Linked DNA regions of Homo sapiens: all the other regions are linked to region 1. A link is a loop called in an ENCODE intact Hi-C map of the cell type or tissue named here. Cell type or tissue: dorsolateral prefrontal cortex. All regions are shown on one strand. Links, peaks and the distances in the headings refer to the core of each region. The heading gives the core; the rest is flanking DNA.

Region 1 (10,215 bases), core at 1,245-9,244:
CACACACAAACCAGTAGCTCTTCCCACGTGCACCTGTGGGGCTGCCCATGTCCGAGAAAGGGAAGGAGGGTGGAGGTGGTGTTCCTTAGAGCGCCGCCGGACTAACCTCAGGCTCACAGCTGGCTCTTGCCACCTCCCCGTGGGGAAGGGTCTTTCTAGAGACACAGAAGGTATCCCTTCACTACCACTTCCATTCCTGACCTTCTCCCTTCATCCTTTAGATCTCTCTACTCCGGGGTACTCTGAGAGATGAGGGGTGGAAATCCTCCCGCCCCCCAAACGGCCATTCAAGTGAAGGGATGAGACGGTCCTTGGGTATGGCCTGACTTGGCAGTGAGGACCACAGAGCATTTCAAGTCTTCGAGGATATGGAGGACCTGCTCCAACCATCTGTATAGGTGCCCCGGGATTCCTGGAACTGACAATCTTTGCCATTTTTAACTTTGGCTTTCAAACAGGATGGGTGCCTGTGAGCCTGGGACAAGCTGAGTGAGGACCTGAGCGAGGAATTAGAAGTCTTGATTCCCCCAGGACCCATGTGTTGCTTGAGAGTCTCCTGGCAACAACCTGCACATGGAGACTTCCCCCTCCTCTGATGCACGGTCCCTGAGCCTGGCAGCTTGGGACCCTCTGCCCCTTGGAGAGCACGGGGCTGGCCTCCTTGGCAGCGCTGAGCCTTTTGGATGCATGCGGGGGATTGGGTTCTTGCCTCCTCCTTTTCCCCCTAGCGCCCTGGGCTGGCAGCTTTAGGCGCTCTCAACGGGGATTTGGCTAGCGAGGTAGTCACCAGATGGCTGGGTATAGCAGGAGCTGTGTAGGGAGACGTGGGATTTTTATTTGTGTTGGTCTTCCACTGTTTGTGTGTAAACACAGAGTGCACAATGAGTTCTGGGAGGACCTAGCTGGCCGGAAATGAGAGTTGGTGCCCGCTGGGGGTTGGGGGGGGGAGGGGTGAGGTGGGGGTGGTGGTAGGGGTGGGGTTGGGGCTGATACTATGAGACATTTATGGCCATCTCTTTCTAGTGTCCCAAGGCAGCCCCATCCCATCCCCAGACTTTTAAACATCCTGCCTAACGTTTGTCTCTGGCGAGTTGGGCAGCTTTCACTATCAGCTTATCAGTTCAGGGGATACGGACATGGCCAGTGCCACAGCTGAGCATGCAAAGTTGGTAAATGCCAAACTCTGCCAATAGTGGGGAGTGTGGAGCTACCACTAGGGGGTGATGGTGTCCACCAAAGCCCTCTGGTCACTTTGGGTCCTGGGACCAGAATTAGTGGTGGTAAACCATCCCTGGTATTAAAGGGGGACAAACAAAAAGAAGAATTCTTAGTTTATTCAAACTCCAGTGGGGGACCTCAAGGTAATTTTGCATGCACTATCTCCCATCTGCGTGCACCAAGGTCACCTTCATATTTAACCCTGGCTCCCTCCATTCTGCCTCTTTTGTTTCTGTTATTGGTAATGCCCAGACTGGAAGCAAGTCTTTTTTTTTTTTTTTTTTTTTTTTGCAGATCCTTTCCTTTTTGTATTTCTAGTCTCCCTATCAAATTTCAGCCTGCCTTAAGTAAATGGAAGTTTCCTTCAGTTGTGAACTATCTCCAAAGTTTGTTTGCCTGGGATTCTTCTTTAGAATCTGATTATAAGTCAATGACATTGACAAAGTGAATCTCCCTGAAAGTGATCAAAGAATAGCAAATAGTTATTGAATCCTTAATGTGATGCTAAGAGCTTTCTTCCTGCCTTGTATTATTAATTTACATAACATATATGGAGTGGGCTCTACTGTTACTCCCATTTGCCAGATGAGGAAGTATTTTTAGAGAGGTCAAACGCGTAATCCAAAGTCATGCCAGGAATCAATGGCAGACCTGGAACTGGAATCCTGGTCTGCCAGACACCTACATTCTTGTAGGTTGCTAAACTGGTATTCTGAACCAAATATGAAGTTTATGCAGGTTATGGTGCTGAATAGAGAGGGATAACAATCATCAAGATTGTTAGACAAGAGCTTTTCTCCAAAGGAACTTCAGCTACCTTGGTGAGCTGACCTATGTAAGTTTGAAACTGAAATATGAGTTAAATGACATCCAATGACCCTTCCAGCTCAAAGTTTCATGACTCTTGGATGTCAAAGGGCATTTTATTTATTGGTGCCAATGAGTGATGGAGATGATACATTCTGTAGCATCAGGGAAGGAAGGCATCTCTGTAGAATTGGAGAAGACTGGGGGCACTTTCTGGACCAGAAAGAACCTGAACTAGGCCTTGGAGGATTTAATAGGCAAAATGAGGAAAAGTGGAATGCTAAAATGCAGCTTAGAAATTTAACGCTGGTTAGGATCTGGAAATCTCAGCTTTGGCTCACTGTGACCTTGAATAAGTCATTTATCCCCCAGAGCTTCAATTCTTTCTGCTGCAATATGAGTGGGTAGATGAGCTCTAAAATAATCCTTTCGTGTAAAGATTCTATGAACTTGAAGTGCCCTGACCTACTCCATGACTCTGATAGCTCCTCTTGCTTTGTACTGTCTGTTTTCCTTTACTGGTAACATGAGGGTGGTGGGAAGGACTGATAGAAAAGAAAGAATTTGAGCAGGAACAACTGCCAGCCCAGGGCTTCTAAGGTGAACCTGTATGTCATTCAGTCCTCACTTACCTCCAGGCAGCCCCCGGGGTCTGCTTGTGGATTTAGCTTTCATGCCCACAGGTAGGGAAATGTCATCCTTCTTGCTGTGCTTGATAGTGGTCAGGCAAGACTGTTTACTACCTGCTTTGATTCAGCAAAAGCAGGAAAAAGCAATAAAATTGAATAAGCACTCATTGTCAACATTTTTTAGTAATTTGCTTTGCCATATCAACCTGACAGGAGAGGCGTGTGATCTGTATTTGGGGGAGGGAGTGTGAAGAAAGAAAAGCTATTCATTAGTCTGTGTTAAGTACACCTGCATGCGTAGAGCTGGCGGGGTCCCAAAGGACCATCCCAAAGGCTGCTTTATGCAAGAAGCTGATGGCCTGGAAGAAGGAGGAAGATACGGTTTGAAATGCCAACTTGTTCAGGTCAGCAAATGTTCCTTGAAGGAGTGAGGTGCCAGGAACCTGGCCAGAAGAATGGTTGGGAGAAGGGAGTTTAGCCACAGAGGGCTGGAGAAGCTTCCTTTAAATGTCAACAATGAGCTGAGTGTGGTGGCTACTTGGGAGGCTGAAGCAGGAGGATCACTTATGCCCAGGAGTTTGAGGCTTCAGTGAGCTGTGCCCATACCACAGCACTCCAGCCTGTGTGGCAGGGGGAGACCCTGTCCCTAAAGAAAAGTCTACACAAATTAAGAGTATGTTTTCTGTTGGAGAAGGGGAGGGTGTCTGATTCTAACGAATGTCTTGAAAGATCTGAGAGGATAGAGCTGAGCCCTACAGGAGGCTGTGTCCCCTGGAGCTGTCCAACAACCCAGTATGCTGACCCCTAACGGTAATACAATCCACCTTGTAGGTATTCAAGCACAGACTGGACCTCCGTTTGGCAGACATTCGAAGAATGGACCCACTTCCTTGCAGACCGTTGTATACCCTTATTGCTTTCTGGTTTGGTTCTAAAGGTGGACAATGAGTGCTTACTCAATTTTGCTTTTACCTCCTTTTGCTGAATCAAAGCAGATGGTAATTTTTTTGGAGGGAGGAAAAAATCCTTATAAATAGTCATGAGCTGTGTCTTCTCTAGGGGTTTCTGACCACAGAATGTTCATTAGCATCAATTCCACTTTTTTTTCTTATGTGTGAGAGAAAGATTCTGGGATGGAGAAGCAAGAAAATTTGATTTCTTGAGAGAAAGATAGGATTAAAACAATGTATGTTATTTCTTCATTTGGTCACCAAGTCCTTTACTGCTAATTGAGATATTTGGTTAGCAGTCAAACTTCAAGTTCCCATCTTGGTGTGATGGTCTAGGTTTCTGGGACATTATAAACAAGGGTCTTGGGGGAGGTGGTGTTTAGTGGCCTCTGATCTAATTCTTCTACTCTTTTCCACTCACTTCCCTCACTCCATACCCTACCCCACTTCTTTCCATCTCAAAGCCGATGAAATTTATTTAATGCTCAGGGCAGAGTGAAATACGTTGTCTTCCTTCAGAAAGTACTATGTTATTGAGACAGTGTAGGGCAGAGAGAGGGGAGAGCTCATTTCAACCATTAGCAAGGCTTAGATTTGGTCAAGGTGGACCAGATTTGCTGTTTCTTGGGGGGTCAGTGATACCAACCTAGGCAGATCTGCAAGCTTTGGCATGACCCATGGCTTGATCATTTTCCTGAACTGGGACCTCAGTCTGCAAAATTACTCTGTGATTTTAATTTGTAGCAGGTGCAGCAGGAGGATTGACTAGGCCTTTGGCTGGCAAGGCCTCCTGCTTCTCACCTCCTTGCTTTGTTATACACTAAGCCTTGTTTGCCATAGGCCATTGTGAATATGTGTGATGTGGGGAGAGGAGGATAGACTGACAGCGACCTCTTGAATGAAGTCTGGAAAACTGTCACCACAACCGTCGACTTTGATGGGCTCCCAGCATCACAGACTCACAAGGCATTGAATTCAACCCCTCTATTTTATATGGTAACACTGAGGCCTAGATAAGGGAAGAAACCTACCCTACAGTCCAAATTTAAGCCCAATTGTCTTGAAGCCCACACTGCCTCTTTCTATCACATTGCTGGGCCTCTCACAGAAGGCATTGGGTTTAAACATATCACAGATTCTACAAGTTAGTTCAGCATCATAAAGGGGGACACTCTTTCCTCTCCCCCTGCCAAAAAAAAAAAATCTACAAGGAAAAATCTCCTTAGGGAAATTGAATTGGTTTTCCTGCCTGAGTATCCAACTGATTGGCTCCAATCTATCCTAAGCACCTGGGCTGATGGGTTTTGTTCTGGGGCAGAAGGAAGCCTCACTGCCTCTCACCCTAGCTGCCTTTGGGGGTGGGTGGAGGAAATCTGCTCTTTTCAGGAAAGGAAAAAAAGAGTCGGGTTTAACCTTGGGGTGGAGCAGCATTAGAGGAGGCTTCCTTTCCAGAGCTGATACTCTCCCACGTTCTCATACTGACCAGCTAGTGGCAACAAAAGATTAACTATAGTGAGAGAGAGAGAGCTGGTTTTTCTTTCCTTGCAATGGAGCAGACAGCCTCTCTGCCCCCAGAAAGAGGCAGGCAGCAATGCTCAATGAGAGTTGTTCTATTTTCTAGCACTTGTTCTCTCCTTTCACTGGCTTTTCTCTACTGACTATAGCTCTTTTGGACAATAGCCCCCCAAAAGAACTCCCTTTTGAATGGAAAAGGAGTGGGTGATGACTACACAATGCAAGATTCAAAACTGAAATATGTGTAGCTTTCTTACTAGCATACTGGAATATGTAAGCATCCAAGTCTGTGAGTTGAAATTTGACAAGCATGTTGTAGGTTACAAACTATGAAGGGAAACTACTTCTTCATCCCCAGCACTGCAGTCACTGTCAAGGTCAGGCCTCAACACTTCTCTCTACTACAATTACAACAGTCAACGCACTGATCTGTCTACCTCTAGTCTTATCCCCTCTAATCCATCCTCCGTACTTGCAGACAAAGTGATTTTATTAAAAGCCCAAATCTGATAATGGCCATCCTCTTGTAAAGCACTTCACTGCTTCCCCATTGTTCTGAAGGTGTTGAATTTCCCTCTCCCTATTGTAGTAGTACAAGGTCCCTGATCACACTCTGCCAGATTGTCCTTTACTAAGAACCCTTCCTTCTTATTTGGCACCTCTACCTCACCATCCCCTGGGGAAATTCCTTCTTGCTTTTCAAGACCGAATTCAGGTGTCAACTTATTTTTGAAGCCTTTTCTGACCCCTCTGCACCAGAGTTGAACACTCTGAGCCTTGGTGCCCACTATCAATAAAGACTGCTATAATCATAGCCAGGCCCTTTGAATCACTGAGCACCAGTGATGTGAGAGTCACTGTTCTATGTGCCTAGGATACATCAGAGAACAAAAGACAAAGATCTCTGCATTCAGAGAGCTTTTATCCCTCTGTGTTGTGTGTGTGTGTGTGTGTGTGTGTGTGTGTGTGTGTGTGTGTTAGGGGACAATGACAACAGACATAATAAGTAAATAAGTTATGTAGTATGTGAGAAGATGAAAAATTCTATGGAAAAGGGAAAAAACTAAGGGAAAAGAGAATCGAGAGTTCTGAGATAAGGAGACGGGTTTTAATATTAAATAGGATAGAATGAGAAGAGCTTATTGAGAATGTGAGATTGGAACAAAGGCTAAAAGAAGGGGAAGGAGTTAGCCAAGCAGCATCTAGGAAAAGCACATTCCAGGCGGAGAACAGCTCCTAGCTAGATAATCCTAGCTGATTATCTAGCTTAGGAGCACACCTGGACCTTTCAAGGGACAGCATGAAGGTCGGTGTGGCTGGAATGCAGTGAACAAGTGGTGGTGGAGGAGGGGGGTGGCAGGACAAGACGTCAGAGAAGAAAAGAACAGTCATGTAGGGCTGTACAGACTACTGTCAGGATTTGGGCTTTGACTCTGAGTGAAATCAAGAGCTCTGTAGAATTTTAAGCAAAACAGTGCCAAGGTCTGACTTATGTTTCAAAAGAATTCCCTACGCTGCTCTGTACAGGACCAACGATGGGTGCAGGAAAGCCTGAAGGAGTCTCTACTGATGAAAAGTAATGGTGGCTTGGAGCAGAGTGAGACCAGAATTTACGCTGTGTGTTTCCTCATGTGTCTCACGCTGTTTGCCTATGTACCCTGTGAGCAGCTAATGTACCTCCTTCATCTCTGGGGCTGTGGTGACTCACCCTTTACTTGGCACATTGTAGGTGTACAGGAGATCTTAGAGAACTAGAACTCTGTGTTTGCTAAGTGTCATCCCAGAATCCACAGTAGACAAAACTTGAGATGGGCTGAATTTGCACTACCCTGTTAAGAGTGAGCCTAAACACTATCCATCCCACAGAGCCTTCCCTCTTCTAAGCACCCATAGCCATTGCTGCTACCTTCTCCTGTCTCCTGATTATTTTGGGGTGATTGCAGGATGGCTAATGAGAACAATGTGATTAGAGGAAAGATCATTGTGTTTGGAGAAGACTCTGTCTTGAGCAGCTTGGAAACCAGGTAAATGATTAGAAACTTTGCATTGTAGCAAACGAAGAGACAATACAAGTTTCAGGGAAATGATACACCATGGTTCCAGGATTATCAAATATCAGAAATGGAAAAATTTAGGACATTATCTAACTGAAACACTTCTATATAAAGATGGGGAAATCAAGGTCACCAAGCCTGTGGTAAAGCAGATGCCAGATCCCAGATCTACTGACCCCTATGTGTTTTCCTTCCATCTTAGGGAAGGGCAGCTGGGAAACTGGGGACAGGAGGAGTTGGAATTCCAGAGTTGTAATGTAACTGGACTTTATCATCCTACATAGGATAGGCTATGAAAACCGTGACCATTTTATGTAACATGTACTATGTCCCAGGTGCCATGATGGTACATTTGTTATCTATTCTTTCTACAGTGCTGAAGGACAGATGTAGCTCATCCCATGTTATAGGGTGAGTTCTGAGGCTCAGAGGAGTGAAGGAACCTACCCAAGATCACACAGCTATTATACAGCTAAGCTCAGTCCAAATCCAGGTCTGCCTGGTTCCATAGTCTATGTTCTGTCTGCCTTGCATGCTGCATAGAACAAGAGATGCTCTCAACTTTTCATCTCTAGACTTTTTTACTTCTTATGTCATCCTCTTCTCATGACCAAGAAGCTGCAGGCGTTTCTTATATAGGAACTTCAGGTGTGACAGCCTCACAGGCCCAAGGGACTGAGCACCTTGTTCTGTGCTGCCAGGAGCTGACTTAGCAGCTCCCCAGGCCCCTTTGCTTGCTCCTTGCTGCTTTGCCAAGACAGCATCTAGGCCTTGTCTCATACTCTCCAGATGCCTCTTGTTACTCCTGGACCCACTTGACAAGCAAACTCCTATGTTTCTGTGCCTTCTTGGTTTCCTCTCTCCTTCCCTCCCTCTATTCTTTCCACCTTCCCTCCTTTCTTCCCCATCCCCTTTCCTTCTTTTTTTTCCCCCTTTTCTTCCTTCCTCCCAACTCTTAGAGAGTTGTCACCTCATGCTCTGCCAAGTGTTTACTAGGGGATCAGTGATCTTGTCCTCTGAGAAATTTGTATAAGCTCTATGTCCTTTTTTGGGAAATGATCAGGGTGTCTGGAGTCTGAGATGTAGCCGCTATCTGGCTAGGTGAACTTGCTTCTCACTCCTGCTCAACCTTGTCAAATTTTTCCACTCAGTACTCCTTAGCATCATTGTGCAGTTTTCGTGTTTCCTCCTTGAATGTGGGATCTATATTATACATACATACACACACATACGTAATATATTATAATGCTATATAAATCCAAATATATAGTGTATCCTTCTAGATTATTAGAATGAGGTAAAATGATGCCTTTGAGATCCAACCCAACTCCTTCATCTATGTAGCGAAGACAAATACATTTTCCAAGGTCCTGCAGCTAATCCACAGCACAACCAAGTCTCTAGCTCAGGTCCTCTGATGGTGGCAGTGTGCTAGAGTGAGACTTTTGCTAGGTCTGAGGACCAAAAGCCCTGGGATCAAATCCCAGATGTGCTAATTCCTAGCTTTAGATTTATGTATGCCACTTCTCTGAGCCTCTGCTTACCCATCAATAACATGAAGAAAACATAATAGTCACTTAATTTTGGAGAGCCCTCCATAACCACATTTTAGTCAGCACTGGGCACTGTGCTAACTTTTTACTTACACTAAGCTGTGTGATCCTTATGGAGATAGTGTGTGCAAAGCACCTAGCGCAGCATCTGGCACACAGCTTGGGCTCTGTGCCTCTTCGCCACCTGGAATCCTTTTTTTGGAAGGAGGTGGAGGTATGAATCAATAATGAATGTAAATTTCCTTTCCCCTCCCCCTCTTTCCACTCCCTCATGCTCCTCTTATGCCTCCTCTCTCCACCTCCCCTCCTCCCCAGCAAGGCAAAAAAGGATGAAATTGACCATTGATGTCTGCTCATTCTCTTGGAGCTGGGGGAAGCTGGGGGAAGCAGGGAATTCCGGGGTTGTTTGAGGACAGTTGGGACAGAAGAGCTCTTAGAGACTGAGTCTAAGGCAGGTGGGTGTTGTGGGAGCAGGCGGGGCAGAATCCTCTCCCTTCTGGTGGTGGCTGGCTGACAAAGCCTTGCTCTCATGCACCCAGGGAAGTCACGAGTGGCTTTGCAAGCAGCCGAAAAGGGAAGGAACATTTCCATTAGCAGAATCAGCAGTAAAGAGATTTCCAGTCACAGTAATAGCTGCATTTGGGGGAATCATTTCAGTGGTGGCTGAGGGCGGAGGAGGGAAGGGGGTGGGGCATCGGGGGAAGGCACAGGAAGACGTCTGGTCTACTTGCACAGAGCTGGGAGATAGCACCAAATTAGAGCCAGGTGCCAGACAGGGTGACTATTCAGGAGCAGGACTGGTCCTTTGACAAACATTCTGGATTCCCTATTGTCCTCCAAATGGACAGAGCTCCATTCTAGAGGGTCCCCATGGGAGGCTGCACACTTATTCAATGCTTCCTTTCCTCTGATTATCTGAATTACTCTTTTCAAGACTTTTACAGCCAGCAGCAACTTGTTTGGCTCCCAGGATTTGTAGGTGGAAGAGTTCCCAGATTATTTAACCCAGGCTTTCCTCAAGTTAGCTGATCATCAGAATCACGGTAGACCTCAGGCTCTCAAGGCCAGACCTGCTGAGGCTCCTGGGGAGAGGCCTGGGAATCTGAACTTCAGCAAGTGTATTGACACCCTGGCCTTTACCTAGAAAACCTCTGTGAAGTGAAGCCCTGTTAGAAGCTCTTCAGCCTCATCCTCCAATGTTCCTTTCCTCCCTCGAGGCTCTAGCCTCATTAATTACTTGCAAATGTCTGAGGGTAACATGCTTATTCTCTTCTCTCTGTTTAGATTGTTTTTGTATTCCTCGTTCACCTGGCCAGCTCCTAGACTTAGCTCTAGCATCTGCTCTAAGGGGTGTCATCTCTAAGGAGCCTTCTCTTTCTCCTCTTGGGCTTAGGTTTTCTTTTCCTGGAGACCTATATACCCTCCATCACACCACCACCACCACCCCACCCCACTCCATGTAGGGTTGCTCTGTTTAGCAAATAAAAAT
Region 2 (10,215 bases), core at 1,422-9,421, 160 kb after region 1:
TCCCCATGCTGAAGAGAAACAAGAGATATAAGAACAGATCTGGGAGATCACTGTAGCCCCTTTGAACAAATGGACCCAGGTGTGGAGAGGAAGAAAAGCCTTATCAAGGGATCTCTCCTGGGACCAGGCCTCCAGAGATGCAGTCATGCCTCTCAGTCATGGTATGACCAGGGGCTCTGACCTTGCCACCAATGACTGCCCAATATATCAGACAGGAAAATGGACACAATCTACATCATCTATTTAAATCTTCATAATTCTCATCAAAATTCCATAATGCATTAGTGGTCCCATTTCACAGAGGATGCTATGACTCTGAGATGAAGAGCTTGCCTAATTAGTAATAACAGCAACAACAACATATAACATAGTATAGCACTTACTGAGAGCCAGGCACCATCTGAAGTGCACATTCTTGTGAAGCCAGGATTCACTCCAAGGTTATCTGACTTTGGAGCCCAATTTCTGCAAAGGTAAGAGGCTGCAGAGAATGGAAAAAGGGCTTTGGCAAAATCTTGACGTGGGTTTAAATACATGTTCCCACATCTCAGGCTGCATCATTCTGCAAATTCCTAAACCTCACTGAGCTTCAGCTTCTTTATTTGACAAATGAGGGTGATGATAACTGCCTCATAGAATTGCTGATTAAATAGTACAAGACATATCTAGTCCCTGGCAAATATAAAACACTCTAACAACATAACGATTTGTTTTTTTAATTTAATGACCTTGTGCAAAGAACATAGTTGGGAGACACTGGGCCATTAGCACCATGTGGACAGAGCCTGGATCTGTCCTGTTTCTTGCTCTGTCCTTGGTGGTAGTGCGTGTCTGGCACTTTGAGAATATCAGCAAGTATTAGCTGAAGACCCCCTGGTGGACTGGTTGATTAAATGAATGAACGAGGGAAATGAATGGATGCAATCAAATTAGTTACTTGCAGCATCTTCTTAGTTTCTGTCCAGGCTTTGTCAGAACAGAAACCACCACCTTTTAGTTTTGCCTCCAGAGTTCTGGCCACAGATAAGCATGCATATGCACAAAGCAAGGAGGAAGAATTCACTTTCGGGGGCATCCTACTGTCCCTTGGTGCTCAGGCTCTATCTTCTCAGAGAAACTGGCCTCTTTATCAAATGAGCCTGGCCTTGATCTCCATTTGATTAAGACATTCATCCCCATCATTATTAGGCAATGCAAAAATCTCCTTTATCGTCTTCCAAAGACACCTCTTCTCCAACCTATAGAGAATATAATTTTATCAGAGGTTGTTCTGAAGGAATTTAATTTGACAGACTATTCTAGCCACTTTTGGGCATAATATTTAGAAATGAGAACAGTTTTGCCTCCTTGGAGATGTGTTTTTCCTTTTATGACCTCTTCTCTTAGTGAGCTCCCAATTCCTGTGCTGATAGTCTGCCTGAGGCTTCAGGCTTTTTAGAAGACTCTCTTCTCCATCCCTCTTATGACTACCTAGTGTAGACAATCTTACACTATCATCTTCCCTGGCAAGAATTAGTACTGATGCCTTTCACTGTCCTGGCCTCCAGGTTTGCCTCTCTCTGATTCATCATTCACAATGCTACCAGTGTGAACTTTCTAAAGCCAGATTCTATCATGTTATTCTCCTGCTAATAGCAGCTAAAAGATTAGAAACTCCCCATCACTCACAGAAATATAACTTGAGTATCATAGCAAGGGCTTTAGATAGGTTGAAATTCATTTATTCAGGTACATATTCATTTAGTGTTTATTGAGTTCCTGCCATGTGCTCAGTGCTGTTATAATCACCAGGTAGACAACATGAATAGAATGAAATTCCTGTCCTCATGAAGCTTATGTTTTTTTCAAAGAAGAGGACAAAGCACAAATAGATAAATTTATATTATATTAAATTACCATATTTATAATAAGTATCATGAGACAAAAATGAAGTAGGGTAATGGGATAGAGAATGACAGGTGGTTCTATTTTTTTAAAGGGTGTCGCACAAAGCATTACCTAAAAAAAAAAAATAGCATTTGTTTGAAGTTATGAATGGTATAAGGAAGTGAACAAGCCACAGAGGTATCTGAGTAGAGGGCTCCAGGCAGAGGGACAGAGCTGAGGATTGACCTTCCATCTCTGTTGCTTTCCATTTGTGACCTTGAGCAAGTAACTTCATCTCTGTGGTTCTCAGCTTCTCCTCTGCAAAGCGAGGATGCTGTCATAGTGCTGACTCCTCAGCTTCACTCATAGAACCATTTGCGCTCCCACTCCTTCTTGTTCTTGATTCAGCCTCACCTGTGGCCACGCCCTCCCTGCTTCAGCCCTTCTGAACTACTTGCAGCCTTGTTCCACCTGCTCTTCCCTTCTTCTGGGTGACTCAGGGTTTTCCTGTCTTATCCTCACCCACTTCATCAGATCACTCCAACTCAACCTTCAGATATTAGCAGAGATATTACTTCCTCCTAGAAGCCCTTGGGGACCTTTCACCCCAGGCTAGAGTACACACTCCCATATGCTTCTCTCAGTCTGTGTTTCCCCATTTGAAGCACTGTCCACAGGAATGACAGTATCTGTGTTTCTCATGAGACCTTGGACTTTATGAGACCAATGGAGCCAGTGTTTTGGCAAATATTAGGTTGGTGCAAAAGTAATTGCTGTTTTTTGCCATTAAAGTCATGGCAAAAGCCATGATTACTTTTGTACCAACCTAATAGTAGGTGCTTCATTGGTGTTTATGGAATTAATGAATTAATAAATGAATGGTTTTGGTAGAAGGCAAGATCAAATAATGGTTAGAAAAATATTTTTCTAAAACTATCCATTAATAAATTAACAGATAATTGGAAATAGGTTTTAGGGATTAACTGATAAAAATTATCCTGCCCAAGGGAAATGATGAGAAATTTACCAAAGAAAATCATTCCTTACATGTATAAACTACTTTATAGGTTATCAGTCCTTCTGTCTTCATTATCTTATTTGATCTTCAACACTAACTTGTGAAGTAGGAGGGCAGGGGCCTCAATGGGCAAAGAAATGTGTCTAACAGGATCAAAGAGGTTGAAAAGAATTGGACCAGCACTCAAACCCAGTCTTCTGATGCCTAGCACATTCATTGCTGGTTCTGCCAGTTCCTATGTCTGCATCACTAAAGACTATGGGTGTGGGTGTGTGGGTGTGTGTGTTGAAATGAAATGAAATTCATAAGAAGCCTTCTGATTCCACCTGGATTAAGAAGTCCCTGCGGGGGCAGTGGGCAATGGAAAAGCCCCAGGCTTAGAGAATATGTCTGCCACATCAGGTGAAGCTGATACATGTGCTTCCAAACAGCAGAACTAGCACTCAGAGTGGGCGGTTAGTGAGTTTCTAAAGAAAGGGAGAGAGGAGATGAGTAGGCGGTGACATTTTCTGGGGAGAATGCCACTTAGAAGGCCCTTGAGACTGAGGTCTCAACAGATTGGGACAAAGAAGGCAACAGGATAAGGGCATAGGTGTTACCCTGGGACCCCAGAGACCTGAATTCTGGCTCCAACTCTGTTGACTTCCAGTAATACGGCTTGAATAAGTGCCCTCTTAAATCTGGATTTCAGCCTCTCCATCTTTAAAGTTAAAAAAAAAAAAGACAATGTCAGTGGTTTTCATGTCATGCTCCTTGGGACCTGAGGGATCTGTGGGGGTGCCTCAAGACCAGGGGGAAGGTGGTGGGTGAAGAGAGGAACCACATGCATGGCCTTCGATCGTCATGCTTAGAGGAACTTTCCTTTTATAAATTTTATATGTTGGCCTTTGAGTGTAAAATTTCATTTGAACAAAGGGTTCTGCTACAAAATAAAGTTTGAAAACCTCTGGGCAAAATGATCTTAAATGGTTTTCCAGTTTGCACAATCTGTGAAAGGAGAATCAGAGTGAAAATAAAGCCTTCACTTTTAAGTACTCAATTGAGGAAGGAAAGAGGACAGGTTGCAGGGAGGAAGATGTGAGATTAAACAGAAAGGACAGAGAGATGCTGCCAGCATTCACCGTGACTTTGAGATTTAAGACTGGGGAGAACAGATTTCCCGTGGATCCTTTTCTTTTCCTTCTTTTCCATTAGGGTTTATTGCCTTGTTTTTCTTTCTTCTTCTCTCCAAGTAGCTACTTGAAGAACTTCATACGACTTCAGCAGTTATGGGTTATCAAGCCACAGCTATGTTCTTTCCTTCCCTTGCAAATGTGACTTACAGGAGTTGCTCAGGAGAACAGGTGTTTTAAATACTCACTGAAAAATTTATTAGAAAGCAAGACTTGTCACATGCCAAAGGTAGAAGCGAGCACAAAGAGCCACTGGCTCAATCATCCCATTGTACATATGTGGAAATTGAGGCCTGGAGAGTGAAGAGACTTGCCCCGAACCTCATCATCAGCAGTGAGGCAGCCCGATAGTCCATCCAGCCTTGATGAAGTCTGAGAAACACAACACTGGGTGTTGCACAAAGGGCATGAGAGTTTCTGACCTTGTATTTAAAAGTAGATGATTGGCACCATCTCCTACATGTCCTTTACCTTTTCCAGATGGGGTGTTTGGGGTTTGCACTATATGCCACCCTTCTGCTTTTTGATCAAACACATGATAGCACAAACTGTGCAGAAACTACAGACTTTGCTTCTGTCTCTAGAAAGGTGCCACTGACATAGACCTGTCTTGTCATTGTCCAACAGTATTGCGGTTCCAGCCTAGTCACTGAGCACACATTTGGAAAGTTACCATGGTTTCCATTCCCTTAAGGATTGACCTAACTCCATGGCCTCACTTGTAAGTCTCTCTAGGATCCAAACAATGCAATTCTGCCACTCCCAGCCTTATATTGTATGCACTAGACATTGTGAACTTTGCGTAGCATGGAAGATACTTCATGATGTTTTCACTGGAAGGTCTTTCCTCATTCTATTTCCTCTAACTGGAGCTGTCACTCCTCTTTTTATTCGATTCCACTTAAGCAAGTAGCTACTGTTGACTCAACTCACATTTCAGCTTCTCCAAGAATCCACTATGGCCTTTGTCCTTGCTATTTGAATTTCATAAGCATCCTAAGTGTGTACTCACCATTCGAAGCTTCCTTCCACCATAACACTTCACTTGATGTAGACAAGGTACCCTTCCTCCTGTCTATAGCTCTACAGGATGGGAAATGTTTTGAGATCAGAGACTATATCTCATTCTTCTGCCAGAGGCTGGGGCGTTGACTGACACATGACAGTGTTCGGTAAATAGACTTTCACACCATAGTGTCTGTGAATACACCTGATTACCTCTGGGCCTCATTTTCATTGTCTGTTGGAGGCTAAGAATAAAAAGATCACTGTGCAGGGGTCGCTGAGAGGTACTAATGAGACACAGCGTGTTAAAGGGCTTCATGAGCCATGCTTCATACCAATAAAGGGATTGTCACTACTAACAGGCACATATATGAGTCATGTCTTGCAAGCACCTGCTGCACCCCAGTGCCATGTGCCAGGTGCCCAGCACCTCTAGGAAAAGGAGCTGACACAGCCTTCTCCCTCTCCTCCATCTTCAGAAATGAAGCATTTTGTTTCTTTCCAGAAGGGAAGCAGAGCCAGATCTCAGGATGAACCTCTTAGAGGTGTGGGCTGTGGGCCTGTCACCACATTGCAGCCTCCACTGTGAGGAAGGAGCTGCTGGTGCTGGATGACAGTTTTTGTTTTTGTTTTTGTTTTTAATTTTATTCTCAATACAGCAGAAACTAAGTTTTATTCGAGGACTGTATTTGGGACAAATCATCCCATACTCAAGACTCTTGCTCCTGTGAAGTGGGTGTTGCTGCCCTCTTATTACAAATGAAGGAACTGCAGATGAGAGAGGCTACTCAGTGGGGACACACCACTCCCAGAATCAGAATCCATGTCTGAGCTGTCTCCCATTCCTGGGGACTTCATCAATGATGGGGCTGCTTTAGACAGGTTTCTGTTCTACTGCCAGGAGGGCAGCCTGGGTGACAAATGGTATTGGCAGCAGATAGCCTCAAAAGACCCTAAGTTAAGGAGGCAAGCCGCTAATCCTGGCTTCTTTTGTCTTTATCTTTACAAGTTTCTTATTAGACATTCTTTCCTCACACTTTCAATTAATATTCTTTCCTGAGTCCCTCTTACTTTTCTCTCTTGTTCTGTTATGATTTTTCTTTTTCCATTCTTCTCTACAAAATTCTGGATAGACTCCACTTAGCTGCCTGCCGTGATCTCCCTCCTCAGTGCTTTTGGCTCCTTGCCTGCCTCCAGAATCTTTTTTCAACTGGTAAATTGAAACTAGTTGCTTTTCTGTTCAAAATCCCTCACAAGATAGAATCCATGGACCTTCAACTATTCCAGATGTTGCTTCTGGGTCAGGTCTGAATAATCACCCCAGGGCTGGTATCCACCATCCCTCCATTCTAGGAGCTCATAGTTTTGCAGATACACCCTGTCCTTTGGTGATTACTGGTTCACCTGCTTGCCCATTTCACCCCCTAACCTCCAGACTAGAAGGACTTTGAAATAAGGGCACACTTTATTTACCTCTTGTTTCCTATTTTCTGGCACAGCACCTTGTACCCCCTAGATGCTCAGTAAATATTTAGTGAATTAAGTGAAGAAATGCATCAGACACCCCATACTCTCCTTTAACCTCTGTCCTCTTCCCCAGAATTTAGGGATGGGAAATCCGAGTTCCACTGTCTTTTTGGGAGAGATGCCAGCAGGAAGTTATTGAATGGACAATTTTACAGCATTTTACAAATTACAAGTCATTTTATACACATTAACTGTTTGATTCTCACAGCCACCTATGAGCTCTGCAGTGGAGATTTTCATTCCATTGTACAGAGAGGACACTGAGACTCAGCGGAGTTGCATGGCTTCTCCTCGTCCACACAACTAGTTTGCCATGGTGCCAGGATTTGCACTGTGCATAATTTCTGTTGCTCTAGGCCTTGGTTTCTCCCCTAATGAAAACACTATGTCTTAATTACAACAAATGAGGGAAGGAAAAGCTAGAGTAATTATTGGTGACACATTGAGCAAGTGTGAATCTCTTGCAAGAATTGAATTGCTTCTTTCTGTACCTTCAAGGACTTTTTCATTACTCCTAATTCCTCACATTTGTGTATCAATTTAGAGGTTTGCAAGGCTTTTTTTTGTTTGTTTTCAATTCCAGATTCCTTTTGCCTCTTAGTTCAGTGAAATGGGGAGAACAAGGCTTTAGAAAACATGTTATTTTGTCTTGTCTGTGCCATGCACTATGCCACGCATCAGGGACATAGTTGTAAGCAAGTAGACGTGGTCTTTGTCATCATGAAGCTTGGAGTTGAATGGGGGAAGTGGACTAGTAAATACTCATGCAATATTCATTAAAATACATGAAACACAGGATTCTATGTAGCCCAGAGACCTAGGCAAAGAGTGGCTGGAGAAGGTTTCCAGAAGGCAGCAGAGACCTAAAGAATAGGACCTAAAGAGCAGAGACCTAAAGAATGGGAAGGAATTAGCTAGGCAAAGAGTAGTGGGAAAGAATGTACTAGGCAAGGAGATGGTGAGCAGATACCAGGGGGCAGAAGTAAGACTGTTTCGGGATTATGGTGAGTAGTACAAATGAGGAAATTAAAAAACTATAGAGGGAAAGAGACATGATTGAATCACCCAGTGCATTCAGGGTGTGCCTGAAACCTGAAACTGAGACCTTCTGCCTCCTGGCCCTGCACCCAGCCTCCGTGCCTGCAATGTGGGTCTCCACCTTTCAGGAAGCAGAAGGATGTCATTAGAGGAAGAGTCTGGGTGCCTGGATCCAAACACACAATTGAGGACTAGATGGAGTAGGCTCTGTCTGCTGAGACTCCAGCAGCCCTGAGCCCTGTCCCTGTGCCGCTTTGCAAACTGGGCCTCCCGCCACTTGAAGATTAGTCACAGATGCTGCAAATGCATCCACAATATTGTGTCAAAAAAGACGTGTGGCAGCATTTGGATAGCAGGCTTATTAGCCTGTTATTATCCATTCACCCAAATATTCCGACTAATCAGCCTTCAGATGGGCAGGATTAATTGGTTACAATCGTAGCACTGGGCACATCTAATTGAAATGGATGCATTCGTCTTTCAGAACAGACAGCTTATCCATTGCCATTACACAGAGAGCATGCCCTGGCCTGTGGATTTTGCTGTCAGGGTCATTACCGTGGAGGCCACGGAGGATGAATCGAGCTCTTTTTTTTAGTTTTGTTCAATGCTTTAGCCACCTTCTACTTGTATCATGATATGTCTGCTGCATATTCATCTTCTCTACGGGACTGTGAGCTACTTGAGGGCAGGTCTGTATTCATTGACATTAGATCTGCCTACATATAACTGAAAAAAGTCAAAATAATCGTGCATTAAACAAAATGAAATTTATTTTTCTCTCACGTTGATGATAGGAGAGCTTGGAATGGTATAGCAGCTTCACAGTGTCTTCAAGGACCTAAGCCAGCCATCTTTCCTTCCTCCCTCCCTCTCTCCTTCCCTCTATCCCTCCTTCCCTCCTTCCCTCTCTCCCTCCCTCCCTCCTTCCCTCCCTCACTCCCTCCTTCCCTCCCTTTCTCCTTCCTTTCTCCTTCTCTCCTTCCTTCTGTCCTTCCATCCATCCATCTCTCACTCCCTTCCCTACTTCCTTCCTCCATCCCTCCCTCTCTTCCCTCCCTCCCTCTCCTCCCTCCCTCCCTCCCTCCCTCCCTCCCTCCCTTCCTTCCTTCCTTCCCCACTGTCCTACCTTCCTTCCTTCCTTCCCCACTGTTCTAAGATAAGACCATGTGGATCATCCTTAGACTCACATGGTCTAAGATAATTGTAGGAAAATCAGTTATCATGTTCACTACTCAAACAACAGGAAGGGAGAGAAAAATAAATCGATAATAAGGCACACCTCCCAGATGAGGCAGTTGCCTTTAAGGAGCTTTTCTCCTAGTATGTATATGTACATCTCAGTGGCCAGAATATAGCCACCTGACTGAGATGTAGTTGTTAGTTACAGGTGTACTGTATTAGACTGTTCTCACACTGCTATAACAAAGTACCCAAAACAGGGTAATTTATTTAAAAAGGGAATTTTAATTGACTCACAATTCTGCATGACTGGGGAGGCATCAGCAAACTTGCAATCATGGCCAAAGTGGAAGAGGCACGTCTTACATGGTGGCAGGTGAGAGAGAGCATGAGTGTGTGAAGGAGGAACTGTCAGATGCTTATAAAACCATCATATCTCATGAGAACTCACTCACTATCATGAGAACAGCTCATGATAGTGAGTGGGGGACACTGCCCCCATGATTCACATCCTACCAGGTCTCTCCCTAGACATGTGGGGATTAGGGGGATTACAATTCAAGATATGATTTGGTGGGGACACAAAAACTAACCATATCATGGTTAGGTACTAAGCATGGGCTGGTACTAAGGAAGAAAGGGAAATGCATATTGGGTAGCCACCTTGAAGTATCTGACAGTGTCTGGGTCTGAATGTGCTTTATTATCCTTCCCAAGGCCTGCCCTGTACATCATGGGGAGGGGTGGCGGGGTTAAGAATTTTAGTTGGAAATAAGGATCAGATAAACCTGCTATTAATGCCTGCTCTGCTATTTTCTAGCTGCCTAGCTTGGGCAACCTTCATTTAATTCTTCGAGCCAAGTGACGTTATGATGGTAGTAGTCACACTGACCTTGTAGGATAGTTATGAGGATTAAGTGAGTGAATTCCAATAAAACACTTAGCAGGGCTTCCGGTACATAGTGAGGCATCAGTAATTAATAACTTCCAGGATTATTAATGGTTGTCATTATCACTGAAGGAATTGTAAACATGAATATTATATCCTATTTTAAACGATTCTGTACTTGCAGTGAGAAGACCTATGCTTGAGACCAGCTTAATTGCTGGGTGGCCTCAGGCAAGTTGGTTAACCTGTTTGATACTCAGTTTCCCTTCTGTAAAATAAGTCTAATTCAGTCTGTTCTCAGTTATGAGAATTAAATAATTACTTTCTGAGACACAACAAAGTACTATACAATTATTAGACAGTGTTTTGTAGTGAGAAAACCACAGCGAGAGTTAGACAACATAGTATCACTCCTCAGCTCTGCCACTTCTTAGCTATGCAACTTTGTCCATATCACATGACCTTGCTAAGCCTCAGTTTCCTTATTAGGAAAGAAGAATAGCAATATGTTTCTTGCA
Region 3 (10,215 bases), core at 1,052-9,051, 250 kb after region 1:
GAAGTGTGGTAGCCTTCTAGAGCTGCAGGTTTTTCAACTGTAAAATGGCCATAATAAGAAGTTATTTATCTCATCAGGTTATTGGGAGAAGTGAAAGATGATCCATCCATGCACTTAGTACAGTGCCCACATGGAGAGGGCATTCATTCAACTTGGCTATCACCATTTGTCCTCCTGAACACCTGCTGAGAATCAGATGCCCAGTGAGGGATGGGTAGGCTCCCAGCAAAGTTCACAGCAGCAGGGGTCAGGCATGTGCCAGGAAAATTTCACCAAAGCCTGACATCCCATGGAGAAGTCAGAGATCCCTATCTTTATGCCCTGAGGAACCTTCGCTGCTTCAGCTCAGGCCCATGTTTCATAAGGATGCTTCATTCACAACCTCAAATCTACCCATGAATAACACACTTCAGAGCCTGCTGGCTACCTGGAGGGGATTGGGGGGCAGGGGTTTAAGGAGACCAGGAGGCTGTTTTGATTTAATAGCTATTGATCTTTCCCCAAACTTCATACAACATTAGGCTAGGATTCTGCTCTCCTTTATTTATGCCAGAGTGGAAGCTTCCTCCAGGCTTCTGTTCACTTTTCATTTACACCCAATGACAGTCTCACCAGGTGATACCCTGGAGTATGAATCCATAAAAACAATCAGCTATACAGGGCCAAAGGGTTCTTCAGCCAGTTGGAAGTCACAGAAAGAGTGCTGAACTTAGGGGCAGATTTCTGCCTGCATTCTCATCCTGACCTTGTCTCAATGTTGTTCTCAATTTCTGGGACTCAGTTTCCCCATATGAAAATCATGATTTTGAAGGTTTCACATACCTCTAAAAGTGGATGCTTCTAAAACTGATATTAAAACCCAGTGGATGTAATGTTTTAATTGAAAATATATTTCAAGACAGATCTTTATGCATGAAACCAATTGTTTATCAATCAAAAAATCACTGAACTCAAAAAGATCAGTGCTTTGAAACTGATGGTGAAAATGATGATTAATCCATTTATTCATTCATTTATCAGACATATAGTGAGTTCCTGCTATATGCCAGGCACTATGCTGGTCGCTGGAGAGTCATAAGTTATACAAATATGGCCTTTGCCTGTGTGGAAGTCATTTTCAATTGGTAGCAATCACACATCATTGCACCTATGAAAAGTGTTACAAGAGTGGAAGTCTACAATAAAATGGGAATATATAGCAAAAGTACTTAACCCGTTGGGGGAAAAAAGACTTATTAATGGTCAATCCAAGTGTGAACTAAAGGGAAAAATGCATTATTTAGACTCATAAATTGTATATATCGATTGTCTCATGGTAGGGAGAATGGTTCCTGAGTTGGGAGATGTAGACTCAAGTCAAATTCTGCCACTTCCATGCTAAGTAATTTTTATCTGGATTGGTTGTGATGATTTATTTAAAAGCCCTGGCTAGAGTGAAAAAAAGTTGTATAAATGTAATAAAATAGTAAGTATTACAAAAATAGTATGAGAAAGTTGTAACCCAGTATGCTGTCCAGGAATGGCCCATGTGATGCAGTCACAAAGCATCTTTACTCTTATTTCCTATCACCCTTTATACTTGTTGAGTAGTATTATGGCATTAGTTTTTCCTCTGCCCCTGGATGAAAACTTGGCAGTCCTGTGACTTTTCTGATCAGCATTAGGTAATACAAAGTCCAGCATTTACTGAATGTACAAAATACAGTCTCAATTCAGAGATGTTCAATGCCATATATTTGCCAACCTTTCAGTCTCCACTCAAAGGTGGGCCTCCCTTCTGCTCCCCTAACTGGAGTTGTAGCTGTCTTGGGAGCTGAGGAAGGCAGGTGAAACTTGCTTGCTTTCTCTTTGTCACTTACCTCCTCCCCTACTTTTTAGCTACTGTTTGTAACCCCTCTGGGGCTTCCGTGTAGATGGAGCCTGGCAGAGAAAGGTATGAGGAGCAGGAAAGGTTGACTGGCATTTTCATAACCTGACTTCAACTTCAGTGATCCCGGTAGACATTAAAGATCTTTGTCTGGGAGCATTTTCCTGGTCTCCTTAGAAACCAGTCCCTGTTCCTACCCATCTCTCTTCTGAGGTTTCTTTAATGTGTTTGGATGCATGCATGTTCCCATGTGTTCATTCACTCATTCTATGAATCCAATAATTTCTCTGGCTTCTCTCTAATGAGATCTGTTCACCCCTCCAGGCATCCTTATTCCACGGAATTTAGGATGATTTTGATAACTAACCAACATATGCATAGGCCTTACAATGTAATGAATGATTTACCTATATTTACTCATTTAATCCTCACAACACCCTTTGTACAACAGTACAATTATTATCTGAATTTTACAGATTTTACAGATACAGAAACCGAGGCTAGGAAAGCTTAAAGAACTTGCCCAAGATCTCACAGCTGGTATGTGGAGGAGCCAGGATTGGAGCTCATACAGTCTGGCTTAGAGTCCTTGTTTTTAGTAGCTCTTCTGTATTTTAACCACATGCTTGTTTTCTCTGGTTTGTCATCCTACCTGGGCCTTGGAGAATGCTCTGGGCATATAAGCGAATGCCTACACAGATACTTCTGCTTTGCTCTCACCAGAGCAGCTGGCCAGCCCATCTCATTCCATACATTTCCCTGGTGTAAACCTGGACACCAGATCACTGGCCAGGGACCACAAGTGAAGCTCCATGAGTAGTCCTGAGAGAACCCTTCTCTCTACACTTGCCAAGAGAGCAGGCACTCACCTCCAGGAAGGAGGAGGTGAGGCTCACAATAATGCTGTTTCCCAAAAAATCCTCTATAAATCATCTCTTCAAAAGTTACCTGTTCTTCCCCTGATAGGATAGAAAAGTTTAATAGTTTACTAACTGGTTCTTATCTATCTGCTTTTCTCATGATCTATTGGGTGATCTACCTCCAACTCATTTTGATTTCTGATATGTGTCACTTCAAGGTCTGAGCTGAAATTTCCATTTTTCACCCAGCTACAAAGTTAAATTATGCACTCTCTTTGAGTCTCTGTTTCTTTATCTATAAAGTGGTGATATAAACTGTCCTATATGTCATACATGGCTATTATAGAAATCAACTAATATAGTAACTCTGGAATTGCTAAGATAAATCTAAAGATTCTAAAAAAAAAGAAAAAGAAAAATGTGTGAAAATTGTTTGGACAGTTGTAACTGTTACCTGTGCCCTTTTCTCTCTCTGTAGATTTTCTTGCTTTGTTTCCCCTTGCCAGAATTTTGCTCTTCCATCTCCCCATATATGAATCTTACATAGTCTTTAAGAGTCTTTAGAGAAGCCTCCTCTTCAGCCTGCACAGGGGTTCATGCCTGTAATCCCAGTATTTTGAGAGGCCAAGGTGGGCAGATCACTTGAAGTCAGGAATTCAAGACCAGCCTGGCCAACATGGCAAAACCCCGTCTCTATTTAAAAAACAGAAATTAGCTGTGCATGGTGGCACACAACTGTAATCCCAGTTACTAGGGAGGCTGAGGCAGGAGAATTGCTTGAACCCAGGAAGCATAGGTTGCAGTGAGCCGAGATTGCACCACTGCACTCTAGCCTGGGTGACAGAGTGAGACCCTGTCTTGCAAAAAAGAAAAAAGAAAAAAAACGCCTTTTCTTTCATAAAGCTGCTCCAGTTCTCCTCAATGGAAGCGCTTTCTCTCACTTTTAACCCCCAGCCCTTTGTTGTATCTGTTGTGTGGTTTTAATTCTGTTTACTTTCACAAGAGTTATTTTTGTGTTCCTTTCCCAAGAAAAACAACATGGTAAGAGAATGCTAATCATCATTACCACTACCACTGTCCCCACCACCACCATCATCATCATCCTGGTAGCTACATATATTTTGTGTCAGATGCTTTAACATGTTATCTCAGAGACTTGAGATATTCTGGCAGTCTATATTATTAAACCAATTACATAGATAAGATCCCTTGAGAATTGCAGTGGTTAAAAGATCTGCCAAAATTTCACAGCTCAGAAAATGTCATCACTACTTTTGATTTCAAGTTGAGGGACCATTTGTGTGTGTGTATGTGTGCGTGTGTGTGTGTGTGTACTTTATAATTTCCATTATCATTAGTACCAACATGAAATCACCATCTCTTCCCATTATGATCTTCATCATCCCACTGTGTCTCTCACAAAACCTTGTCCTTTCTTCAGAGTCAAGACAGTACCTAGTTAGTGCAAGTTCAGTTCTTTGTATCATTCTTTGTGTTACATATACAGGATATTTATAAGCTGGGGTTTGCACACCTTGCATTTCACTTATTAAGAAATCTTACTGAGTGCCTACTACATTCTAGTCAGTGTTTTAGGTATGGGCAATATAAAAGTTAATGAAATAGAAAGTCATTATATTCATTTAGCATACATTTGGAAACTCAAGGGAGGAAAAATAATAAAAATAAATATATAATATGTTTAATGAAGAATAAAGCAGAACAAGTTGATAGGACATGAGCATACAAAGAAGCATTCCATTTCTTAAAACTTGTTATAGGCATCATAGTCACCCTCTAGTGGCCTTTTTAGGGAGATGGGTCCTGTGTTATTGTGATTACCCTCCAGTGGCCTTTTTAGGGAGATTGGTCCTGTGTTATTGTGATTTATATGGATGGGAAAAGTGACAATGAGGAACTACCTTGCTCCAGGTCACATAATACTATACCACTTCTGTGTCACCACAGATGCCTCCCTTTGACTGGACCCCTGCCCCCTAGGAACTTAGATCCTGTGTGATTTTCATGGTGTTGTAGAAACTTGAAACATTTTATAGGTATGTTATTTAATAGCTTGGATTACCATTCGGCAAATATTCACTCCCCATTGGCCACTGTGGGCAGGGTACACTTTCCCATCCTATTGATGTTGAGCTTGGCCATCTGGCTTACTTTGACCATTAAGATGTAAGTAGGTAGGACACAAACGAAGGCCTTAAATGCATTTTCATAGTGGAGTATCCTTCTTGTGACTTTCATATCTTTGTGGGAATATGTCCCACATAGTCCATTGGCTTAAAGAAGATGTGAGACATGAAGTAAACCTGAACTCAATCTGCAGCTTGGAGCAAAACTGAGCCTAGCCAGACTAATCTGACCTCCACTTTACCCACAAACACATTGATGAATACAATCTTGTTTGGAGTGGTTCTTAATAGCAATAACTAGCTAATTGCCATAACTAGCTAAGAGTAGAATCGAGGATTAAATCTCAGCTTGCAAATTCTGGTTTTTCAAGTTGTCCAACTTCCTTAACGTCTTAGACTTTTAGTTTCTTTATCTGTCAAATGGTAATAAAAAACAAATCTCATGAAGTTGTCTTGATGGGGAAATCAGATCATCTATATCAAGCACCTGATATACAGTAGATGCACAAAATTTAGCTGTGCATGGTGGCACACAACTCAATAATGAATTGATGCTCAATAAATATTTTTTCAATACCCAAAAATCTTTAGCACACTTCCTGGTTGCTTTCTAGAAATATCTAATCAAGCTCAGCTCCCCACACATGGGCTCTGGCCAGGTTTTCTGAGCTGTTCTGGCCAATTTCTTGCTGACTTCATCAACCTTCATCCGCCTTCCTCAGTAGACTCCAACACTTTTTCTTTTTCGCTTGAGAAATTAGAATAAGCATGCAGCACTAGTTGGATAGTCTATGCTGGCATTTGAGCTTCCAATGTTTTTATAATTATTCTGCATTATCTTAATTACAATGGTGCAAAGAAGGGGGGATTTTAAAAAAACTGTTCAGAAAAATGCTCCATGAAAAATAACCCACAGTTAGCAGACGACAGGCCTGCGATAGTGGTCATAATTGGAAATGGCACTATTAATACAATACTTATTCATTCTATATAATAAAAAAGTGGAAGCACTTTTTGCAATTACCCAATTTCAAATGAAATTAACATTCCACGGCATTTCCCATAAATGGTTCGTTTGCATACACCAGTGGAGACAATTAGCTTGGAAGTGAATGAGGACTGTGACTGGAGAGAGGATGAGGTAGGGAGGGCCAGGTACATCCAAGAGGACAAGGATGCAGAAAGGGATGGAGACTTTGCTGAAGGTGGGCAAGCAGTGAAGATCAGAGTGAGTGCAATGTCTGTTGTCCCAGAAAAGCAGTGAGACCACAAGGATTTGACTTACCTGGTAGGTCAAAGCCACAGAGAGATTCATGATAAGCAAATTTAATAGGACAGTGTAAATATTTGCATAAATTTTGTTTACCAAAGTTTCAAGTTCAGTCTTCCACAAGCCCCCCTGCACATTTCACCAGTGTTCTTCCTGGCTATCTGCCTGAATCTTCTAGTCTTGACAAAATCCCAGAGTCTAGGACGTGGCCTCACCCAATGCCCTTCTGCCATGCACTCACTGATACTGATAGGGAAATGTGGAAATTTATTCATGCCATGACATTTTAAAATTTTCTGTGGTGAAAGTTTTGATTTAGTTCTGTAGACAAGTTGATCATAGTAAGGAACATATCAATGACAAGTCATCCGTCTGTAATTGCAAAGGGGAACATCCAACCAACTTCTGGATATATCGGGATATAGTTAACTCTCAAATCATACTTATATAGCATTCCAAATGGGAAAATTAGAATGCAGTCTTGACTTCTTCCTGTCTCCTCCAATTCATATCTAAGTCCTTTCATTCTTGCCCATTCTAACCCCTAAACATATCTTTTCTAAATGCATGTCCTGTTTTCTATTTCCTTTGATACTGCTATAGTCAAAATCTGTATCTTTGTATCTGGACTTGCACAGTTTATTTGAATAAATGCATAGTCACTAGCAGTGGAACTGGGTTAGTACCCTGACTACACGTATAATTACTATTGAGACTTTGAGCACAACTTTAATTATAGGCTTAATTTTTTCTATTTTTTTATTTTGTATAAGTATTTACCTTACACTGTTGTATTAAATTGGGAAATTCAGGTAAAATGCCTAGCACAGTTACTGGCACTGTGCTAAATGCCAATACATGCCATGTGGCTTAATAAATTGCAGCTCTTTTCATCATTATTATCATGATGCATTCTTTTCCCTAAGATCCTTGTTCCATAGTTATAGTTACACTGATCTTTCTTAAGTATATCTCTGACAGTGTCACTCTTCTGATGAAAGTCTTCTTATATATGTTATACAGACTAAACTTCAAATGTGTAGCTTGGCATTTAAGCCTCATCACGATGGGGTCATTCGCTCCTTCTCATCTATAGCACCAACCCTATAGGAAAACTGAACTCTAGTCATACTAAATAACTCATCAGTTTCTGAACTGAAAATGAGTTTGTACTTCTGCATCTTTATGTATGCCACCTAAGAAAACCTTTCATTCTTCTTTGATATACCATACTCAACATCCAAGTGTTGCTTCAGTCCCTGTTTTGCAGATGAAGGCTAAAGTCACCCAGACAGATAGATCTGACTTGGCTTTCTGGATATGGAAGTCCATATTCTCCCCCTTTTCATTTTTATTTCAGTGCCTGAGTCATATAAGTTAATTGAAGAATTCATTTTGATGTCCAGCCCAACTCAGTCCAGCTTTAATTTAACTTCATCTTGGTATAATTCCTTGCATGAGGCTCTTTTGAGGACTGACTCTGAAATGCCACCTGGATGATTGGCTTCCACCAGGCTTCCTGCTAACTTGGATCCATGTGTCTTTTTTCCTTCCAGTCTCTAATTGCTAGAGATGTGCATGTCTCCTTTCTGCTTCCCTCCTCTGTGTTCAAATACAGCTTAGGGGATAGATGTTCTGGCCATGAAAAGAGACAGGTGGGAGGCTGTGGGCTTCCCTCCTGTCTATGTCTTCCTTTCTTGGGCATCATTAACTTATTACAAACCAGTGGAAACTTGCCAATTTGCTGCACAGCTGATGACTTGCTATTGTATCTCAGCTTTCTTCTGCGGAGAGCTAGATAACGAATCAGATCAATTGTTTTTGAGCCCAGAGGCATGGACAAGAGGGTGTATGTCTGTATGTCTGTGTGTATGTGCTGGAGGAGTGAATAAATGGAGTTGGGAGTGGCACCTTCCTAACCTCATACATGTTGAGGCAAGGTGAATTTCTTCAGGCTTCTGCTAAGGAGAAGACATTTCAAATTAAGATTTTCATCTTCCTCTACAACTACTAAACCACAGTTACTGCAAAACAGAATAAAAATAACCTCAAGTTTTAAATTCACAGGATAATGGACTTGAAGCATTGTCAGTGGTCTGACCTGCCTTTTAGTTCACGTTTATCAAATGCTTTAATCTCTTCTGGGTTTTTTGTTTTCATTTTTGCAAAGTGATGTCACTGCCGGCTTGCACCCAGTTAACACCTCTTCATGGTCTTCTTTCCTTAGTTAGGAATCTCTAGATGTAGATTCATAAAATAATAGTTGTTACCTTAGTCCATTGGTTCACAACCTGAATGGACATCTGGCAGTATCTAGAGACACTCTTCATTGTCACAGCTTGGGGAGAGGGCTGCTAGAGTCTAATGGATAGAGGCCAGGAATACTGCTAAACACCTTACAATGCATCAGACAGTTTCCACAGCAAAGAATTAGCCAGCTTCAAATGTCAATAGTGCCAAAGTTGAGAAACCCTGTGTTAGTCAAGAGCCTTAATCTCTCTCAGGATCAGTTTTCCCATCTGTTAAAGAGAGTTATAAATAGTGTTTGTTTTGCAGCATCATAGAGAATGTCATGAAATTATAACTTCAAAACCCTTTAGCAGATGTCTGGCCCAGTGTAAGCACTCAAAAGATACTAGTTCTTGTAATTATAACATACATAATGCATGCATCGTGGAGCCTGGGGTGCAGCTATAGCAATACACATGTTAAACATTAATATTAGAAGTGGTGCTAGTACTATAGCCCTTCATTTAATTGAAGGCAGCTAACTTCTACTCCCTTAGAGTCTTGTAGTTCCTCATGATACCATTACAATCTTCCATGTCAGACTAGCTTCTCATATCTGGACCTACTCTGCTCTGTTAATAATATGCTTAATGTAACACTCATCTGTCAACACACTCCTAGGTATGGTCTGAGCAATGAAGAGTAAAGCTGTGCTCTTCTTGGTTCTAGACTTTAGTGGTCACCTTACTGTTAACTCATATTGATCTCTCTGATGCCCAGATAATTGAATGAAAAGTTAGGAGAGAAGGAAAAATGTCCAGTTGAATGTGTTTATAAAATCTACATTATTGGTGTGGACTGCAAAAAAGTCTGCTTGGAAACCTACCTCTAATTCAGGTCCAATGTCTGGAGCTTTAAATCCATAGGTGACAGATAAAGGATAAGGAAGAGGAGGAGGATACTCAGAGAAGAGAGATAGCACTTGATAGTCTGTAACCCTTATCAGAACAGTGCCTGGAGTGTGAGCTTCCTTCTGAGGTTATCAGAGTCTCCTGTGTTGCACAGAGAGGGGCTTGGTTTTGAGGTTCTATCACAGCCTCTCTGTCTCTGTCTCTGTCTCTCTCTCTCTGTCTCTTTCTTTTTATCACATTTCTCTACCTCATTGTGCACATTAGCAATATAAGAGCATTCTTCAAGACCCGTCCACCCGTACATGCAGGCTCCCTGTGCAAATGGCTCCCTAGGATGGATCTCTATTATTTCACCAAAAAACATCAGAGAAGGAATTTGTTCTGCTCTGCTGAAGACATGATTTCCTGTCCTCTCTACTGCCTTAGCTCAGTTTTTTGGCTGCTGTTTGGGAAGGGGATAGAGAAGAAAGGAGTTATCTATAATATTTAGCTGAGCCAGTTTTAACCAGGGCCAAAACAAGGAAAAGAAGAAGACAATTCAGGATTATCTACCATGGGATAGAAACAATTTCTGGGATGCATATGGGACCCCATATCTATACAGCAGCCTCCATACATGCTTGGGACAGTCCAGCACTCCACAGTTTGATCTCTTCTCTGTTCCCTCCACACTCTTCTTTTGCTCCTCTTCCTGTATTTCAGAGTGGTTAAGATCATGGAAGTCAGACAAGCTATGGGCTCTCTCCATAATGTCACTCACTTCCTAGGCTTGTGGTGAGTGGCATATGAGGTAATGGTGCCTGGTGTAGAGTAAACACTAAACACACAATGAGTGAATGATATTACAGTTTTCTTATTTAAATCCTTATTATATATATCTTTATCCCCATTAAGTAAACAAAGGACAACTGAGAGGCTCAGAACATCAATG

The links. A loop is a pair of places that touch in the nucleus more often than their neighbours do. Peaks named below come from ENCODE experiments on the same cell type or tissue, not always from the same donor. Only the 100,000 strongest peaks of a DNase experiment are listed, where the experiment ranks them.
Region 2: it touches region 1 in a loop (6-fold over the local background); 20 of 110 quality-filtered maps call a loop at or near these places.
Region 3: it touches region 1 in a loop (2.4-fold over the local background); 13 of 110 quality-filtered maps call a loop at or near these places.

Annotation. Positions count from the first base shown.
Region 1 is chr9:117,402,740-117,412,954 of GRCh38, reverse strand. All of the region lies in intron 1 of ASTN2 (astrotactin 2), which reads left to right. Among named protein-coding and RNA genes, the nearest start is that of ASTN2, 7.2 kb to the left of the region's middle. In dorsolateral prefrontal cortex, for the core only: a CTCF peak has its summit at 5,109; a DNase peak (open chromatin) is centred at 9,234; H3K4me3 peaks cover 1,109 bases; H3K27ac peaks cover 6,052 bases.
Region 2 is chr9:117,243,085-117,253,299 of GRCh38, reverse strand. All of the region lies in intron 2 of ASTN2 (astrotactin 2), which reads left to right. Among named protein-coding and RNA genes, the nearest start is that of SNORA70C, 67 kb to the right of the region's middle. In dorsolateral prefrontal cortex, for the core only: a CTCF peak has its summit at 5,785; DNase peaks (open chromatin) are centred at 3,245 and 5,809.
Region 3 is chr9:117,154,784-117,164,998 of GRCh38, reverse strand. All of the region lies in intron 3 of ASTN2 (astrotactin 2), which reads left to right. Among named protein-coding and RNA genes, the nearest start is that of SNORA70C, 21 kb to the left of the region's middle. In dorsolateral prefrontal cortex, for the core only: a CTCF peak has its summit at 4,533 (motif pointing left); no DNase peak of the experiment used is centred there.